Linked DNA regions of Homo sapiens: region 2 is linked to region 1. Evidence: chromatin loops called from intact Hi-C (ENCODE). Cell type or tissue: PC-3. All regions are shown on one strand. Each heading gives the region's core, and the rest is flanking DNA. Links, peaks and the distances in the headings are about the cores only.

Region 1 (4,399 bases), core at 104-4,103:
CATAATTTATTCACAACTCATTTACTTCCTGGATCATTTCACCAACCTAGCCTGGTGTGCTTGACTCGCCTGCCTGTGCTCCCAGGGCTGCGTAGGGGAAGACAGCGTCATGGGCACACACAGGACCTTCTTGGTCTCCAGGAGTGTGCCAGAGAAGGGAAGTCTGCTTATACCAACAGCTCAGCACCTCCTGCCTCTGCACACACCTTTCTCTCACAGATAGTGCAGGCTGCAGAAATAAGTAGTTTAGTGTTGTGAGTTCTGGAGCCAGTTTATCTCCTCCACTAACTAAATTACTTAATCTTGTCTGCCTCAATTTCCCCATCTGTAATGGGGATAATGACACTGATACCTTATTCATAGCATTGTAGTAAAGATTAAAAGAGTGTAGTCAGTGTAGGCTAATGCTTAGCACGTAGTAAGCACTCATTAAACTTAGCTATCACCTTATTGGTCCTAACATCTCCCAGCTTGATACCCTCACTCTCCTGTTCCATTCATATTTTCTGGGATCCACATGGAACTGTATCTGTACTTATTATCTCTGAAGTAGGCTTACAGGATCAGCTGCTGTGATTGAACTACCCCTACCCAGATGACATAGGTCCAATGCCACTCCAGAAAGCTTGCTCCATATGAGAATGAAAACACTTTTCTCCATTGCAACTTTGCTCATTTTGCAATTAACCGGGACCCTTTAATTTCAATTTGCTCAATAACTCAGATTTCAAACTCATGACACACTGTAGTCAAATTAGAAATTTGCAAAAACACAACCAAGAGACATTCTTCAGACCAGAAGTTGGAAGATTTCATAGAAAGGACCTTCAAACCTTGGTATGACATCTCTATATAAGAAGACAGAAACGGTCAACCCCAGATCAAAAACAGGATACAAAATAACTCCTTCTCTTCATTCCTTCCTTACCCTTTTCATACCTCTGCCAATAAAAAACAAAATGACAAAAAAGCATGACAAAATAAAACAATAAGCATACAACTAGAGTCACTAGATTTAGCAAATAAAACTATTGCGTGGGATATACTTCCACTAAAAAACTCTTTGTTGTTTACCTAAAATTCGGATTTAACTAGGCATCCTATATGTTATTTGCAGCCCCACCACAGTGTACCTGATAGCCTCTCAATTTTCTCATGGAACATGCAAAGGACAAAAGAGCCCGATAAGACAGAAAACATGAAATGCAACATTAAATTTATTTTAGAAGAGAATAAGCAGAAAAAAAAAAAACAAGCAAAGCCTGGATGGAACAACAGAACTTCAAAGCCTGAGGATAGTGTTTCCAAGCTGGGCTGGGCTTAGCCTTGGGGTTTCTCATAGTTAGAGGTTGCATGGTTTGTGTTTCTAGCCCTTTCCTATGGAACACTGCCATGCTAGAGGGACAGGCAGTTGCTCCTGCATGCAGTCCCCAGGGTCCCACAAATGAACTTCTGAAGAGATAGAGCTCAACTCACTTTCAAGAACTTCAGCTTTGAAACCAAGGATAAACTCATGCTAGTGTCAAGATCAAGATCAAGCTCATTTCTTGTATTTCTGAGAGGAATCAAAGAAGTTCAAGCCCAAACACTTCCACCACAGAAACAGTGGAAAAAAGAAATGGTGCAAGATCTAAAGAGCCTTCCTTAGAACACATCAGGCAGATTCTGCTGCCTCCGTTCCAGGTCAATAGCATGTAGCAATGACAGCTTCTATCTCTGTCTTCAGCCCCATTCATTTGTCTTTCTCAGTGACAGACCTATCAGGGGTGGTGTCTCTAATAAGTGGGGTTCATTTTTATACATTCAGTTTTCCCCAATAGCCTGAATTTTCTACCATTTTTCATGTACACCATCAAAGCTGGATTCTGTGCGATTCTTACGAAATAATTGAGGTCTGAGATGAGAAACTAGAGTTTGTTGGCAGGCCTGAAAGCAGATCAAAGCTGAGCCTGGAAAAAACTTTGCAGGGAGGGCTCCATCAATGGAGCAGCCAAGATGAGACCCACAGCTGAATGTGCCCTGTGTTCCCAAAACATATCCTAAATGTCCACACTAATGTCATTCATATCATTTTGTATAATCTACAAGCGCATGGAGAGATGACTTGTCCTACTGAGAGCTAATTGCTCACATGTCTGATCTGCTTTCAAAATTAATTGTGATATGAGCTGCTGTGTATACACCGCAGGAAAAAGGATACACACAGATAAAGAACTAGTTTTCAAACGTAAAGAAAGAAACCCAAGAATTCCAAGTAGCAATTCCTGGATTGCTACTTGGGTGGCAGAGCTCTGATTCATCCAGTAAGGATTTTCTTAAGCACCTCTGTGTACCCCACCCTATGATTCTTGCATCATTCACTCAACAAATATTTACTGAGTGTCTATTGTGTTATCGTTATCGTTCTAGGCAGTAGGGATAAAGTAGTGGTGATCTGTGCAAACACAGTCACTCTCAGTGGTGGGAGTTTGAGATAAAAAACAAGTAAATAAACAAGTGAGAAAATTTCAAATCTTGGTGAGCGGTACGAAGAAATTAAAAGAGGTTGCTGTGACTGGTCACACGGGCAGCAAGAGAGAACAATTTAGATTGGGAATTCAGGGAAGGCTTCTCCAAGAAGTGTCATTCCACTGAGAACTGAAAGCTGAAAAGGAGTCGATCACTTGAAAGTATTCCTGGGGAAAAAATAATAAAGGACACGGTGTTATTATCATATAATCTAATTAGATTCATCAGTACACCTTAGGCAAAAAAGAAGAAAAAGATCATTGAGGGAGACAATTAGTTAGGGAATACTTCATGAGTCTGGATCCCCCCCGGCTTGACCTGGCATGGATTTGGGTGAGTGGAGGAAAGGGATAGGGTGGGGCATAACTTCTTTGATTGGTGTACAGGGCCACACAAGGTGGCAGGGAAGACATGATGGCCTAGGTAGCAGGCAGCTAAGTGTGCCATTGACAGAGATGGTAAGAAACGTAGAGTGGGAAGGGGCCTTAAGGTACTTAATGCTCAAATTATAATCCAAGAACCAGCAGCATCAGTGCCACCTGGGAGGTGGTTAGCAGTATAGAATCTTGGGGTCCATTGCAAACCTGATGATTCCAAATCTTCATTTTCACAAGATGCTCAGGTGATTTGCATGCATGTTAAACCTCAAGAACCACTGCTGTATTCCAATTTTCTCATTTTAGGGATAGGGTAACAGAATTTAAATGATCCCCATCTTTACCATCCTAGGCTTGTGGAGGGTGTGTGTGTGTGTAAGAAAGAGAATATTTTGCTTTTAAATATGTATTTCAAATAGTGAACCTGGAGGTCTGTGACACCTGTGGCTAAATGTATGTTTCTTACGTAGGGCAGCAGCATGTTTTTTTTAGCTAGAGTAGAAGAGGAAAGTTAAAATTTGGTGGCTTTTTCAGATCTATGCATCTGTTTAGGAAACAGACTTGGTGAATTTGGGGCCTTAATTCAGCTTTCCGGGAGATCGAATTTACTTTGGGATTACTCTTTGGATTTAGACCATTTGTACCCGAGTAATTAAGCCCCTTCCAGTCATATGACCTTGAGCAGGTCACTTAAGTCTCTGCATATAGTTGTATTGTCTACGAGGGTGACTTGTAACTCTTTTTCAGGGTAGTTGTGAGGAAGAAATGAGATCATCAGTGGCAGTGGCAGCATCAGTTATTTGTGGAGAAGGGGAAGTCTGGTCCTGCCTCATCTCCACTGTCCCTCCAGGGCCCCACCAAGTGAATAGATGGAAGAAAAAGATGAGTACTGGCTAGGTATATATCACTGTCCCTAAGCCTATTCCATACAGAAATCATGGAGCTGCCACTACAGATGTTGCTTGGGGTATGGGCGATGAGGCCTGTAAAGTATTATTTAGACGTTAATGGTGGTGTGATGATGATGGTGAATAGTTACAGAGTGGCCATTCCCTATTGGGCACTGTGCTGGGTACTGGAGATGCAGTCAAGGTCAAGTGCTACCTATGAAGTTTGGGTCAGATCTGAAAGATACACGATGGTTCCCCAGAATGCTTTGTAGTTCTGAATGAGTCCCAGCCAGGCGGCAGTGGCTTCCTGGTCTCCACTCTCTCACCTCCTTATCTTCTGAGCCTCACCCTCCGAGAGCAATTGTGTTTTGCAATAGGCTTAGGTTTCCTTAAATCTCAGACCCATGCCATTGGAGCATCCTGTGAGTCCCACCATTTAGGAATCAGGGGCGGCCTCTAGTATCTCCACAGTGTTTGGAAATCTCCACTACTGAGTTATTAAACATGTAACTCAACGTGTAAGGGAGCAAAGGGTCACACTGTGGCATGAAATTTCACATTTGAAGCAGTGCCAACCCTTCTTTTTGCACACAACTTTCAGATGACCCCATGGCAACATCTGTA
Region 2 (4,399 bases), core at 192-4,191, 450 kb after region 1:
GAATGGGAGAAAATATTTGCAAATCATGTATCTCATAAGGGATTAATATCCAGAATATATAAAGAACTCATAATCTCAACAACAAAATACAAATGACTCAGTTGAAAAATGGGCAAAGAACTTGAACAGACATTTCTCCAAAGAGGATATTCTAATAGCCAATAATCATGAAAAAATACAAATCAAAACCACAATGAGATACCACTTTACACATAGGATGGCTAATATAAAAAAGAAAAAAAAAAACGGAAAACAAAAAGTGTTGATAAAGATGTGGAGAAGTGAATACCCTGTGCATTGCAAGTGGGAATGTAAAATGGTACAGCCACTATAGAAAACGGTATGGTGGTTCCTAAAATAATAAAGCATAGAGTTACCATATGACATAGCAATTTCACTTCTAGGTATAAACTGAAAAGAAGTGAAAGCAGGGACCCAAACAGAAATTAGTGCACCAATGTAAATGGCAACATTATTCACAATAGCCAAAGAGTAGAAACAACCTACATGTCCATTATGGATGAATCGATAAAGAAAATGTAGTATAAACATACAATGGAATATTATTCAGCCTTAAAAAATGAAATTCTAGGCCAGGCACAGTGGCTCATGCCTGAAATCCCAGCACTTTGGGAGGCTAAAGCGGACAGATCACCTGAGGTCAGGAGTTCAAGACCAGCCTAGCCAACATGGTGAAACCCCATCTCTCCTAAAAATATTTTTAAAAATTAGCCAAGTGTGGTGGCACGCACCTGTAATCCCAGCTACTCAAGAGGCTGAGGCAGAAGAATCACTTGAACGAGGGAGGCGGAGGTTGCAGTGAGCCAAAATCACGCCACTGCACTCCAGCCTGGGAGATGCAGCGAGACTCCATCTCGAAAAAAGCGCATACTACAACATAAATGAATCTTGAAAACATTATGCTAAGCAAAATAAGCCAGATACTAAAGAACAAATATTGTATTATTCCACTTATATGAGGTACCTAGAATTGTCAAATTCATAAAGACGGAAAGTAGAATGGTAGCTACCAGGGTCTGGGGGAGAAGGCAATGGGGATTGATTGTTTACTGAATACAGAATTGCAGTTTGGGATGACAAAAAAGTTCTGGAGGTGGATGGTAGTGGTGGCTGCACAACAATGTGAATGTGCTTAATGCCACTGAGTGATCACTGAAAATGGTTAAGTAAATTTTGTATTATGTATATTATACCGCAATTTTTAAATGTGGATTTTTTATTTTTTTTTTTGAGATGGAGTCTCGCTCTGTCGCCCAGGCTGGAGTGCAGTGGCGTGATCTCGGCTCACTGCAAGCTCCGCCTCCCGGGTTCACGCCATTCTCCTGCCTCAGCCTCCCGAGTAGCTGGGACCACAGGCGCCTGCCACCACCCCCGGCTAATTTTTTGTATTTTTAGTAGAGACGGGGTTTCACCATGTTAGCCAGGATGGTCTCAATCTCCTGACCTCGTGATCCGCCCGCCTCAGCCTCCCAAAGTGCTGGGATTACAGGCGTGAGCAACCGCGCCCAGCCTAAATGTTGATTTTTTTAAGAGACAGGGTCTCAATATGTTGCCCATGCTGGTCTCAAACTCCTGGCCTCAAGCAATCCTCCTGCCTCAGCCCCACAAAGTGCTGGGATGACAGGCATGAGCCACCACTCAAGTCAAAAGTTGATTTCTTTATAAAAAGTTTATTGTGCTTATATTATTTTCTGGGTATTATACTAATAGCTGCTACTATAAGTGAATTTCCCCCTGCCAAGAAGGAAAGACAGGTGGGTTTAAATTTTTTTGCTTCTCTCCCTTCTCACTGCTAGTAATTACTCAAAATGTGGTCACTCTCAGCATTCTCTGCCAAATCTTTTAAAATCTGGAGCACCTAGCCACTTAAAAGACACAACCAAAGATCCCAACACATCATGATCATTTCACCTCAAAGTAATTACCTCCTCTTCTACAAACCCAATCTCCTCATCTTTATGAGCTGAATCTTTTGGCTGAGTTTAGATCTATAAATTAATGCATTCACTTAGAACAGTCCATTCCACAGAAGGCTCTCAATAAATTATAAATATTTACCTTTAGTCATTCAAAATTTATTGAGAGCCTATTATGATAAAAGGAGATGGTAAATATTCTCATGGTAGCTAAGAAAACTTCCATATCACATGCTCTATCTTCTGATCTAGAGGAAAAATAAAAAGTGGTTGATGAGATTACTATGAACTTTATTGTGACTATTTGTCACTGCCAGGTACTTAACATCTAGATCATTCCCCACATTATGAGTCCTGCCTTCTCCAAGGCAGAGGCCAGAAAATCTTGCAACCACACTACCCTGAAGGTAGGATACAGACAGTGACCTTGTTTCTGCCAGGAAAATGCAAAGGGATGCTATATCATGACCATACAATTTATCTATTTCTTAGCTGTCTTTCCTATGTGCTGAGAACCTTAAAGAAAAAAAAAGGAAATCTAGTTGGTAGCCTCAAAAGTGGAAGAAACTGAAAAGAGACATTTTTCAGGAACTTTAAATGGTCAAAAATATTTTCCTTCTATTTTTATCCTAAATTGTTCTTCAAACCATTTGAAAGAATAAATATCATACAGTTTATATAAATTCTTATTTTAAAAGACAAATACCTCCCGTAACCTTTTAAAATAAACTAAATGAACAAAATTATAGTTTTTCAATAAATTAAACTAAACATATGTAAATTATAACTTACCACAAGTAAATGCAACCTAGTGCAGTGTTTCTTTAAAAAGGCACATTCTGTTTCATAAGCTTTCCACATATTTTGTCTCTATTAAATACACACTTGAAAAACTATGGTGGAAAATATAATGGCTTTCTGCCATTGACACACTCACAGTATGATACAAATCAACGCAACTCACAGTTCATACAGTTCATGAGGTAGCTCTAAAACCAAAACTTTCAAGAGACCATGATGAAAGCAAAAAAAAAAAAAAATGCTTATTTGCTGCTCATCACTTATATAATATTCTACTCATCAATTTCAATAAGCATCCTTACTACAGAATTTTGAATTTATGCATGATAAGGCAAGAATTCTGTGGACACTGGTTAAGCAGATGTAATTAAATAAAAATATCAGTGATATGTTTTTAAAATGAATTCTGTCAGGAACACACTCAGCAAGTTTCTTAAAAGATTTTTACTATCTTTGTTTGGAGATATGATCTTATATTTGGAAAAACCTAAAGACTCCACAAAAAAATCTATTAGAAATGATAAATTGAGTAAAGTTGCAGGATACTAAATCAACCTACAAAAATCAGTAGCATTTCTATATGCCAACAGTGAACAATCTGAAAGAGAATTTTTTTAAAATCCCTTTTACAATAGGTAGAAATAAAATTAAATACCTAGGAATTAACCAAAGAAGTGAAAGATCTCTATAATGAAAATTATAAAACACTGATGAAAGAAATTGAAGAGGATACCAAAAAATGGAAAGATATTCCATTTTTTTACTGGAAAAATCAATATTGTTAAAATGTCCATACTACCCAAAGCAATCTACAGATGCAATGCAATCTCTTTCAAAAATACCACTGACATTATTCACAGAAATAGAAAAAAGAATCCTAAAATTTATATGGAAGCACAAAAGACCCAGAATAGACAAAGACAACCTAAACAAAAAGAACAAACCTGAAGGAATCATGTTACCTGACTGCAAATTATACTACAGAGCTACAGTAACCAAAATAGCAAGGGACTGGCTCTGAAAAAGACACATAGACCAATGGAGTAGAATACAGAACCCAGAAACAAATCCACATACCTACAGTGAACTTGTTTTCAACAAAGGTCCCAAGAACACACACTGGGGAAAAGACAGTCTCTTCAATAAATGGTGTTGGGAAAAGTGGATATCCATATGCAGAAGAATGAAACTAGACCCCTATCTGTCACCACATACAAAAATCACATGAAAACAAATTAAAGATTTAAATCTAAGGCCTAAAACTATGAAACTACTATGAGAAAACATCAGCGAAACTCTCTACATTGGTCTGGGCAAAAATGTCTTGACTAATATCCCACAAGCACAGGCAACCAAAGCAAAATGGACAAATGGGATCACATCAAGTTAAAAAGCTTCTACAGAGCAAAGGAAACAAACAACAAAGTGAAGAGACAACCCACAGAATGGGAGAGAATATTTGCAAACTTCCCAGCTGACAAGGAACTAATAACCAGAATAAATAAGGAGCTCAAGCAACTCAATAAGAAAAAATCTAATAATCCAATTTAAAAATGCATAAAAGATTTAAATAGACATTTCTCAAAAGAAGACATACAAATGGCAAATGGGCATATGAAAAGGAAGTCAACACCACTGATCATCAGAGAAATGTAAATCAA

The links. Peaks named below come from ENCODE experiments on the same cell type or tissue, not always from the same donor. Only the 100,000 strongest peaks of a DNase experiment are listed, where the experiment ranks them.
Region 2: a loop joins it to region 1, with 4 times the contacts of the local background. A loop is called at or near these places in 1 of 110 quality-filtered maps.

Annotation. Positions count from the first base shown.
Region 1 is chr18:5,898,112-5,902,510 of GRCh38, forward strand. The region is part of intron 9 of MIR3976HG (MIR3976 host gene); the gene reads left to right. All of the region lies in intron 1 of LOC121725015 (a long non-coding RNA gene), which reads left to right. Among named protein-coding and RNA genes, the nearest start is that of TMEM200C, 4.8 kb to the left of the region's middle. RefSeq lists an enhancer at 1,883-3,082. In PC-3, for the core only: no CTCF peak of the experiment used is centred there; a DNase peak (open chromatin) is centred at 2,340; H3K4me3 peaks cover 965 bases; H3K27ac peaks cover 1,217 bases.
Region 2 is chr18:6,350,319-6,354,717 of GRCh38, forward strand. The region is part of intron 1 of L3MBTL4 (L3MBTL histone methyl-lysine binding protein 4); the gene reads right to left. Among named protein-coding and RNA genes, the nearest start is that of MIR4317, 22 kb to the right of the region's middle. In PC-3, for the core only: no CTCF peak of the experiment used is centred there; no DNase peak of the experiment used is centred there; H3K27ac peaks cover 733 bases.